2 separate regions of the Homo sapiens genome follow, and region 1 is linked to region 2. Evidence: chromatin contacts called from ENCODE Hi-C data. All regions are on one chromosome and are shown on one strand. Each heading gives the region's core, a stretch centred on a gene start or an enhancer-like site at or near the end of the contact. The rest is flanking DNA. Distances are from core to core; before and after follow the strand shown. Region 1 has its middle 8.1 kb from the start of RENO1. Region 2 overlaps CDR2L (cerebellar degeneration related protein 2 like).

Region 1 (5,183 bases), core at 466-2,965, 6.4 Mb before region 2:
GCTCCGCCTCCCGGGTTCAAGTGATTCTCTGTCTTCAGCCTGCCAAGTAGCTGGGACTACAGGTGCCCACCACTGCACTGGGCTAATTTTTTGGTTTTTTAGTAGAGATGGGGTTTCACCATGTTAGCCAAGATGGTCTCGATCTCCTGACCTTGTGATCCACCCACCTCTGCCTCCGAAATTGCTGGGATTACAGGCGTGAGCCACCGCGCCCGGCCGACCAGGCTGGTCTTGAACTCCTGGCCTCAAGCAGTCCTCCCGCCCTCCCAAAGTGTTGGGAGAGATTACAGGCGTGAGCCACTGCACCTGGCTCTTACTCTTAATTTCCAAGTGATCTCATTATAGTCAAAGAATGTGAACGGTATGGTTTCTGCTTGTAACCTATTGAGATTTATCTGTTTTTTTTTTTTTGAGACAGAGTTTCACTCTTGCTGCCCAGGCTGGAGTGCAATGGCGCGATCTCGGCTCACGGCAACCTCCGCCTCCCGGATTCAAGCGATTCTTCTGCTTCAGCCTCCCGAGTAGCTAGGATTACAGGCATGCACCACCAAGCCTGGCTAATTTTGTATTTCTTTTCAGTAGAGACGGGGTTTCTCCACGTTGGTCAGGCTGGTCTCGAACTCTTGACCTCAGGTGATCCATCAGCCGTGGCCTCCCAAAGTGCTGGAATTACAGGTGTGAGCCACCACACCCGACCTGAGATTTCTTTTGTGGTCCAATAAATGATCAATTCTGGGGACTGATTTATGTGTGAAAATAATATAGTCTCTGTTCACTGATTATAAAGTTCCATTATATAGATCTGTTGGATCAAGTTTGTTATTTGTTTTTCTTTTTTTTCTTTTCTTTTTTTCTCTTTTTTTTTTTTTTTGAGATGGAGTCTCTCTCTGCAGCCCAGGCTGGAGTGCAGTGGGACAATCTTGGCTCACTGCAAGCTCTGCCTCCTGGGTTCACGCCATTCTCCTGCCTCAGCCTCCCGAGTAGCTGGGACTACAGGCGCCTGCCACCATGCCTAGCTAATTTTTTTTTTTTTGTATTTTTTAGTAGAGACGGGGTTTCACCCTGTTAGCCAGGATGGTGTCCATCTCCTGACCTCATGATCCGCCCGCCTTGGCCTCCTAAAGTGCTGGGATTACAGGCGTGAGCCACCGCGCCCGGCCTATTTGTGCTTTTCAAATCTATTATATCCCTAATTGCTTTGGGTCCGCTTGGTGTCTCAATGTCTGAGACCAAATGTGGATTTATTAATAGTGTACTTCTATAATTTTTTGCTCTGTTTTGAAGATATGTTGGTTGGTCCACAGTAGTTCACAATTGGTGTGGCCGACTCTGTAGAAAGAGGCTTGTCACCTACTCCCACCCTTCTCTTTGCCTTCCTCTTCTCTACTCAAGGGAAATGCCCAGATTCCTGGTCTCCCTCACAGATAGGGGTGTCCACATAACCTGGTTCTGGCCAAGGAGATGTAGGCAGAAAGAGAGAAGCTTTGTGGGGATGGCCTGTTGCCTCAGCTCTTCCTTCTTCTTCTGGAACAGGATATCATAACTAGGGGGGCGGCAACCATCCTGTAACCACGAGGACAGAAGCCGAAAGCCACCAAGAGACAGAACCCTTATCTGAGATGATGTCACCAGTGGCTGCATTCACCTTGGACTACTACCCCCTTCCATTGCACTGCGTGAGACAAACCCGTGCGCTGGGAAGTTTTCTGTCATTTGCAGCTGGTCGGTTACAGAAGCAGCCCATCCAGCTGGCGTATCTCTGTGAGGGTTGTAGCGGAAATCATATAGGTTTCTACCCATCCCATGTTTTTGGTCTTTATTTCTTTGGGTCTTTTATTAATATTACGATAGCTGCTCTTTTTTTGCTAGCATTTGTCTGTTTTTATTGAAGGATAATAAACATATATCAAAGTACGCCTATTTTCAATATACTGCCCTGTGAATGCTCACATAATGAACACACCCGTGCAGCCTACACCTAGGTCAAAAAACAGGACCTTTGTGTGGGGTGACTTTTTCCCTCTTTCCAGTTTCAGTGTTTCTGCAGTATCTTCTACTGGGAGGTGTGTGCAGGTCACAGAGCCTCTGCCTCAAACGGGCCTCCATGATCAAGAAGCAGAACGTTTCACAAGACTGAGGTGGGCAGGTGCAGGGGCAGCACTCAGAGGCCCCAGCGCCTCCTGGTCCTGAGTCCTTCCACCTCTCAGCTCTGACTCAGGACAGGAGCAAGTCAGCTGACAGGCGCTGCGGCAGAGGCAGGCGTCCCACTTACACCCGGGGGATCCAGAGGAAGGGGAGAGCATCTCCTTCAGCAGCCCTGGGGCACACGGCCCTTGTGTCCAGCGTGCAACTCTTGCCCCACATCCACCCATCCTGGCTGTGACCATGGTCACCGTGATTGACCCGGGCCCCACTTGGCACTGATGAAGTCTAAGGACCCCTTCTGAAAAGTGTTTTTTAAAATAAAGTATATAGGATTATAAAGAGAACCAATTACACTGCAATACAATAATAAATGTATATGAGTTTGCATATATATATATATATATATTTTTTTTTTTCTTGTCTTGCTTTCTTTCTTAATTTCTTTTTTGAGACAAGGTCTTGCTCTGTTGCCCAGGCTGGAGTGCAGTGGCACAATCATGGCTCACTGCAGCCTGGAACTCCTGGCCTCAAGCAATCCTCCTGCCTCAGCCGCCTAAGTATCTGGGACTACAGGCACGCACCACCATGCCTAGCTAATTTTTAAATTTTTTGTAGAGACACAGGGGCTCCCCATGTTGCCCACGCTGGTCTTGAATTCCTGGACTCAAGCAATCTTATTTCCGCAGCCTCCCAAAGCACTGGGATTACAGCATGAGCTACCACACCCTGCCCCTGCATATATTTTTTATACTTGTACACATTAATGCATATTAATTATACATATTAATGCATCACAAAAGTTCTGGTACATGCAATACATGTGTTTGTGATGAACAGAAACAGTATTTTGAGATATCTGTGGCCAGCTGCAGTGGCTGACGCCTATAATTCCAGCACTTTGGAGGCCGAGGCAGGTGGATTACTTGAGATCAGGAGTTTAAGACCAGCCTGGCTGGCTGGGCGTGGTGGCTCACGTCTGTAACCCCAGCACTCTGGGAGGCCGAGGTGGGCCGACCATGAGGTCAGGAGATCAAGACCATCCTGGCCAACATGGTGAAATCCCGTCTCTACTAAAAATACAAAAATAAGCCAGACGTGGTGGCGTGCGCCTATAGTCCCAGCTCCTTGGGAGGCTGAGACAGGAGAATCGCTTAAACCCGGGAGGCAGAGGTTGCAGTGAGCCGAGATGGCGCCACTGCACTCCAGCCTAGGCGACAGGGCAAGACTCCGTTTCCAAAAAAAGATATCTGCAACAATCGCAGCATGATTTGAGTCATTTTAGTTATTTTAGTTATGTCATACATTCATCACTGAAGGAAATGTCAAATTTTGGTTAGAGACCAGTGAAAATAAATAATGAGTTGGGGCTGATTAGAAAAAAAAAGAAAGTGGGGCGGGGTGAGGTGGCTCATGTCTGTAATCCCAGCACTTTGGGAGGTCAAGGAGGGAGGATCACTTGAGGCCAGGAGTTTCAGACCAGCCTGGAAAACATAGCAAGACCTCATCTCTACAAAGCAAACATGAAAAATTAGCTGGGTGTAGTGGCTCAAACCCTCTGGTCCCAGCTACTTGGGAGGCTGAGGTGGGAGGATTGCGTGACCCTGGGAGGTGGAGGCTGCAGTGACTCCTGTGCTGTACTACAGTGACCCTGCTGCTGTACTCCCTGTCTCAAAACACTCCACAAAACCAAACGAGCCCAATTTTTTATTTATTTATTTATTTATTTTTGAGACGGAGTCTTGCTCTGTCACCCAGGCTGGAGTACAGTGACGCGATCTCGGCTCACTGCAAGCTCCGCCTCCTGGGTTCACGCCATTCTCCTGCCTCGGCCTCCCAAGTAGCTGGGACTACAGGCGCCCGCCACCACGCCCGGCTAATTTTTTGTATTTTTAGTAGAGATAGGGTTTTACCGTGTTAGCCAGGATGGCCTCGATCTCCTGACCTCGTGATCCACCCGCCTCGGCCTCCCAAAGTGCTGCGATTGAGAGGTGACAGCGTGTGGCAGTCCTCACAGCCCTCGCTCGCTGTCGGCGCCTCCTCTGCCTGGGCTCCCACTGGCGGCACTTGAGGAGCCCTTCAGCCCGCCGCTGCACTGTGGGAGCCCCTTTCTGGGCTGGCCAAGGCCGGAGCCGGCTCCCTCAGCTTGCGGGGAGGTGTGGAGGGAGAGGCGCGAGAGGGAACTGGGGCTGCGTGCGTCGCTTGCGGGCCAGCTGGAGTTCCGCGTGGGCTTGGCGGGCTCCGCACTCGGAGCAGCCGGCCGGCCCTGCCAGCCCCGGGCAATGAGGGGCTTAGCACCCGGGCCAGCGGCTGCGGAGGGTGTGCTGGGTCCCCCAACAGTGCCGGCGCACCGGCGCTGCGCTGGATTTCTCGCCAGGCCTTAGCTGCCTTCCCGTGGGGCAGAGCTGGGACCTACAGCCTGCCATGCCTGAGCCTCCCGTCCCCGCCCCGCGCCCCCCACCCGTGGGCTCCTGTGCAGCCCGAGCCTCCCCGACGAGCGCCACCCCCTGCTCCACGGCGCCCAGTCCCATCGACCACCCAGGGGCTGAGGAGCGTGGGCGCACGGCGCGGGATTGGCAGGCAGCTCCACCTGCAGCCCCAGTGCGAGATCCACTGGGTGAAGCCAGCTAGGCTCCTGAGTCTAGTGGGAACTTGAAGAACTTTATGTCTAGCTAAGGGATTGTAAATACACCAATCGGCACTCTGTATCTAGTCCAAGTTTTGTAAACACACCAATCAGCACCCTGTGTCTAGCTCAGGGTTTGTGAATGCACCAATCGACACTCTGTATCTAGCTACTCTGGTGGGGCCTTGGAGAACCTTTGTGTAGACACTCTGTATCTAGCTAATCGGGTGGGGACGTGGAGAACCTTTGTGTCTAGCTCAGGGATTGTAAACACACCAATCAGTGCCCTGTCAAAACAGACCACTGGGCTCTACCAATCAGCAGGATGTGGGTGGGGCCAGATAAGAGAATAAAAGCAGGCTGCCCGAGCCAGCAGTGCCAACCTGTTCTGGTCTGCTTACACGCTGTGGAAGCT
Region 2 (5,294 bases), core at 1-2,500:
AACTGTTACATGGTCTGCAAAGAGGCCATTGCTACTGATTCTACCTCCTGCCGTGGGTGTCGGAGGACATGCTCCAAGTAAGTGGCCTTCATGGAGCCCCTGCAGCTTAACTAGAGTGCAAAGCCACTGCATCAGAGGTGAGTGAAGAAAGGCCAAGTGCAGTGCAACATCATACCCCCCACTTCCAGGTTAGTGTCTGGGCTGTGTGTAGATTTCTAATGCTGGCAGGCCAGGGTGGTATACCACCCTATAAACCAGAGACATCAAAGGTTGCCCTTTGAAGGCAGTGAATCGACTTGGGCCACCTAGTGATTCAGGGACAGGTAGAAAGAGAAACACAATAGAAGCTGTTTGGGGGCAGAGAGGCAGGTCTCAGATCATTTTAGGGAAACTGGATCACAGCGCAAGCTAAGCTGGTCAAAGCTGCCAGGAGGGATCAGGGAATAGTCTAGAAGTTGCAGAGCAGGGAACTGAGTGGAGCCAAGTACTAGGGAGAAGACACCAGCTACCAGAGGGTGGGTGATGGCTCCAGGCTCAGAGGAGAGAGGCCTGGGAACGGGAGAATGGGGGAGCTGGCTAGACAGGAAGTGAAAGTGGAGTAACAACCTGTCACAGCTGGATGAATGGGACACACCGGACCAAGCTGAGGGAAGGTACTAAGTCTGGGCTATGGGTTTGAACTGTGCAGGTCAAAAGAAAAAAAAAAAACAACATTAAGTCTGGGTTGGCACCTCCCCTGCCTGGACCCCAGGGTTTTCTGGGGTCTCCTTCAGGAGGTTTTAGTGGTTTTACATGAAGCAATGCCCCAGAGGCCTGAGGAGGAATGTCTGGGGAACCCAGGGCCTGTCTTTGAAAAGAAACTTAGAAATCCCACTGTCCCTCACTGGCTCGGGCACCACAGATTCCAGAGCAGAGACTCAGCAAAGGGAGAGGGGACATTTTCAGGGAGGACAAAGGTAGGGGTGTGGGCTCCAGGCTGTGGACACAAGTACCACCTGGCAGGGCTGTGAGGTCCTGTTCTCAGCTCCAGGGCACGACTGTCAGCCACTCTGGGTCCACAGAATCAGGGTCAGGTCACCTTTGGGGTAACCAGGGTGGAGGCAGGACCTCCCTCCCGTTGCCAGGTCAGAGCTCTCCTGAGGCTGAGGACTCAAGGTCAGCTAGGCAGGCGGGGACAGCACGGGTACCAAGGACTTCAAATCTGTGACTCAGCAGCTGCCTCTCAGCCTGGAAAGAGGAACGCACAGGGCCTGCCACGCCTGGTCCAAGGTAGGGGAGGAATGTGGGCCGAAAGAGGGAGTGCCAGTGCTTAATAATTAATGGCTTTTTCTTTCTTTTTTTCTTTTTTTGAGACAGAGTCTCACTCTGTCGCCCAGGCTGGAGTGCAGTGGCGCGATCTTGGCTCACTGCAAGCTCTGCCTCCCGGGTTCACACCATTCTCCTGCATCAGCCTCCCGAGTAGCTGGGACTACAGGCGCCCGCCACCGCGCCCGGCTAATTTTTTGTATTTTTAGTAGAGACGGGGTTTCACTGTGTTAGCCAGGATGGTTTCGATCTCCTGATGTTGTGATCCATCCGCCTCGGCCTCCCAAAGTGCTGGGATTACAGGCGTGAGCCACCGTGCCCGGCTCTTTCTAGGCTTTTTTTTTTTTTTTTTTTAAAGACAGAGTTTGCTCTTGTTGCCCAGGCTGGAGTGCAATGGCGCTAGCTATCTCAGCTCACTGCAACCTCTGCCTCCTGGGTTCAAGAGATTCTCCTGGCTCAGCCTCCTGAGTAGCTGGGATTACAGGCATGTGCCACCACGCCTGGCTAATTTTGTATTTTTAGTAGAGACGGGGTTTCTCCATGTTGGTCAGGCTAGTCTCGAACTCCCGACCTCAGGTGATCCGCCCGCCTTGGCCTCCCAAAGTGCTGGGATTACAGGTGTGAGCTGCTGTGCCCAGCTGGCTTTTTCTATTTTTATAAATGCTCGTGGCAGTGGGCAGAGGGAACACAGCGAGAATCTAGGACCTCACTTGTCCCACGGCTGCTTTCCACCAGGACAGAGCATCAAAGCCAAACAGGATCTCTACAGTCAAGCTTCTGGAAAGTGGAATCAGGGCCTGCCCTTTGGGCAGGAGGAAACAGACAGGAGGGAAGACCAGGTGGCTGGCTGAGAAAACCATTTCTGGGCCACTCACAGGCAACCAGGGAGCAGCTGGGTGGAAGAGAATTTGTGGGTTGGGAGATGCAACAGGCCTTTGACACCCAATATGGCTGGCCTTTGGCCCGTGCTCCGTCCCACCATCCAGCTCTCCATGCCTGGCCCCTGGGGCACAGGGCGGGCAGGGCCCACGGGAATGCCCCACAGAACCCGTGTCTGATGCTTCCTTCAGCCCCTCCCTCCCTATTTTCCAGCCTTCTCATGTCGCTCCATGACTTGGTACAAGCATCGCTTCCCCCTGGAATGCCTTCTTCCCTCCCTCTCCTGGGGAGCCTCCAGCTCAAAAGGGCCTTGGCATAAACCTTTCTAAGTCTCTGCTGTCCCCGTTGCTGGGCCTACAGCTGCAGAACCCCTCACTCTGACGCCATTGTGAGTTTGGTCCTATTTCTGTCTTCTCTAATGTAACGTGGAGTCCTCTGAGGGCAGAGATTATGTCCTCAGGCTCAGCACAGTACCTGGCCCACAGTAAGCAGACATCCAGCTTTTGGCAGGAAGCTCCAGTTTATTCTGTCTCATTTCTGCTTTCCCTCCTGGTTCCTGGCCTTTGGCTACCATTGGAGCTGCCAGGCCAGGCCAACAGCTGCAGACCAGCAGGGCCAGAGAAGCAGAGGCCTGCCGGGCCCATCCCTCCCGGCAGCCCAGAGCACGGCCACCCAGCGCAGCTGGAGTCTCAGATCCTTCTCTCTCTCAAGAAGCTGCACATCTCTGCGCATCTCCCACCTCTATGCCCTGGCTCCTTTCCCATTTCTGGGCCAGGAACAGTGCCAAAGCCTTCATTAGGGGTGCAGGAATTAAGTGAGACAGCAACAATATTGGCATCGGCCTCCCTGAAAACCATCTTCTCAAGAACTCAGTTTCTGATCTTTCTTTCTAAGCCTGGCTCTTCCAGGAAGCCCTCCCCACTGCCCATAATACTGTGCCACCAGCCGGGCGTGGTGGCTCACGCCTGTAATCCCAGCACTTCGGGAGGCCAAGGCGGGTGGATCATCTGAGGTCAGGAGTTTGAGAGCAGCCTGGCCAACATGGTGAAACCCTGTCTCTACTAAAAATACAAAAATTAGCCAGGTGTGGTCCCAGCTACTCAGGAGGCTGAGGCAGGAGAATCACTTGAACCCGGGAGATGGAGGTTGCAGTGAGCTGAGATCGCACCATTACACTCCAACCTGGGTGACAGAGGGAGACTCTGTCTGAAAATAAATAAATAAATAAATAAAAAGAAAAAAGAAAAAAATACTGTGCCACCTACACTTAGTTACAAGCCTGCCTCCTTCACCTGCCAGGGTATACCTTCAGGGTCAGGGCTGTGACTATTCCTAGCTCCCAGGATGGTGTCTGGTACTTAAGGGGAGCCTAATAGGTGTTCATGGAAAAATTTACTGCCCAGGATGGGAGAGGGGGTTGTCACAATGTGTGGATGTGTGTGTGTGTGTGTGTGTGTGTGTGTGTGTGTGTTTGAGAGGAGCTGTATCTCATTTCAGCCAAGGAGGCTGAGGCCAGAGTCCAGGGCACAGACCATGGCAGGGCCTAGTCCAGCATCCCCAGTCCCACCCTGGTCCCCCTGAGGCTATGATTAACCCTTGTCCTCAGCACAAGGACAGAGCCTCATCTGCCAGCCAGTCTTGGCCATGTGGGGAAGTAGGTCAGGGGCTTCAGAATCCGGATAGCTGCTGCACATCAGGGCAAAGCCAGCCCTCTGGAGCCTTGTGGATGGAGACCAGGGTGTGGGCACACCACAGCAGGCCACAATGGCACAAACTGCAGCAGACTTATGTCCACACCCCCCAGCTTGCTGGAGGCCATGGGAAGGTCACTTCTCCCTGGACATGTTTCCTCGCCCCTTCCAGCTCTCACCATCCAAGAAGGAGGCATCTTAGGGGAGGAGAGGATAGAACTGACTCCACTCCAGCAGGCCTCCTCTTCCTTTCTGTCCCAACAGCCCCACCCCCCACTCCCAGTGATGTCATTTCGGCCACCTCATCACCAGCTTCTAACCCCCTTCCAGTCGCCCTTTCTGTCCTCAGATGGCAACTGGGGGCAGCGGAGATGTATCCCTCTTTATTCGGTCTCTCGCCTGGCACACTGGCCGGGATTCCCGAACCTGACCCCCTCCAAACCATGAGCCATTTGCAAGGGGACCGGGCAGGGGAGGGCTAAGCGACTCCTGACTCTCGAAGGCAGATGGGAGACTTGACTTTCTGCTTCTTCACCAGCAAAGACGCGGTACCACTTCTCCCTGAGTAGGAAGCGAGTTAGGGAAACTTTCTAGGAGTCTTAGAGCTCATAATTCCTGTCAGGGACGGGTGCTGCTGGATTTGGCGTGAGATAACTTCCCTCTACACACAAGCCACCCTCCCAGCAAAACATGACGAAGGAGCCGCCTCCCGGCCTCAGAAGACTCCTAGCTAGCGCTCAGGCCCCGTAACAATACCAGGGGCGGCCGAGCAGTTGCTGCCTCCAGGACGGGGTGGGCGAGCTGGATGACGGATGCCCGGTCGTCTGGGAAAATAGGAAGACCGCCCCCCGCCCCCCACTTTTGCAGGTCTCCGCCCGTCCGGTCCGCGTCTTCTCCGGCAGCGCCCCCTCTCTCCACGTCCCGGTTCTCCAGACGCGTCCCTCCTCCGAGTCGGGCGCGCCCGGTCCAGCCCAGCCCCTCCCGGGGTGATAGCGCCCAACAATGGAGAAGCGGACAGGGGTCACCGGGCGCTCCCCGCCTTCCTGTCCCGGTCGCCCCCGCGCTCACCCTGCTCCAGGTCCTGCTGGTCGTACCAGGACTCCTCTTCCTCCGCGGAGAAGTCCTCCATCCCGGCGGCTCTCCGCATGGCCCCGCGGGCGGCGGGCGGGTGCTGCGGCGGCGCAGCTCAGGGCCGGTGCGCGCGGCCCGGGACAATGCGGCTGAGGCGGGCCGGGCCTCCAGCGTCGGGAACTCGGGCTACAGAGCCCGCGCCGCGCCCCCTCGCCATCAACCGCTCGCCGGGAGCCCACGCGGGGCCTGGCGCTTTGCCAGGGTCCGGCCCGGCCGGGGTCCCGCAGAGCCGGGGGCACCGGGCTGCGGCGACACAAAGGGTGGAGTGGCAGGGACGGCGGGTGGGAC

The links. A loop is a pair of places that touch in the nucleus more often than their neighbours do. Pooled maps may share reads with other maps.
Region 1: a loop to region 2 is called in a pooled map of psoas muscle, with 29 times the contacts of the local background. The contact joins two enhancer-like sites. A Hi-C loop is called at or near these places in 2 of 50 pooled maps.

The regions. Positions count from the first base shown.
Region 1 is chr17:81,351,548-81,356,730 of GRCh38, reverse strand. No RefSeq gene overlaps it. Among named protein-coding and RNA genes, the nearest start is that of RENO1, 8.1 kb to the right of the region's middle. Within about 2 kb of position 1,715, at least 2 of the 41 ENCODE cell types and tissues checked have a DNase peak (open chromatin) inside an H3K27ac peak, as active enhancers do.
Region 2 is chr17:74,987,772-74,993,065 of GRCh38, reverse strand. CDR2L (cerebellar degeneration related protein 2 like) reads right to left here. Exons shown (of 5, transcript NM_014603.3): 1 at 4,944-5,294. The coding sequence starts at 5,022. Among named protein-coding and RNA genes, the nearest start is that of CDR2L, 2.8 kb to the right of the region's middle. RefSeq lists an enhancer at 5,095-5,294. Within about 2 kb of position 1,250, at least 11 of the 41 ENCODE cell types and tissues checked have a DNase peak (open chromatin) inside an H3K27ac peak, as active enhancers do.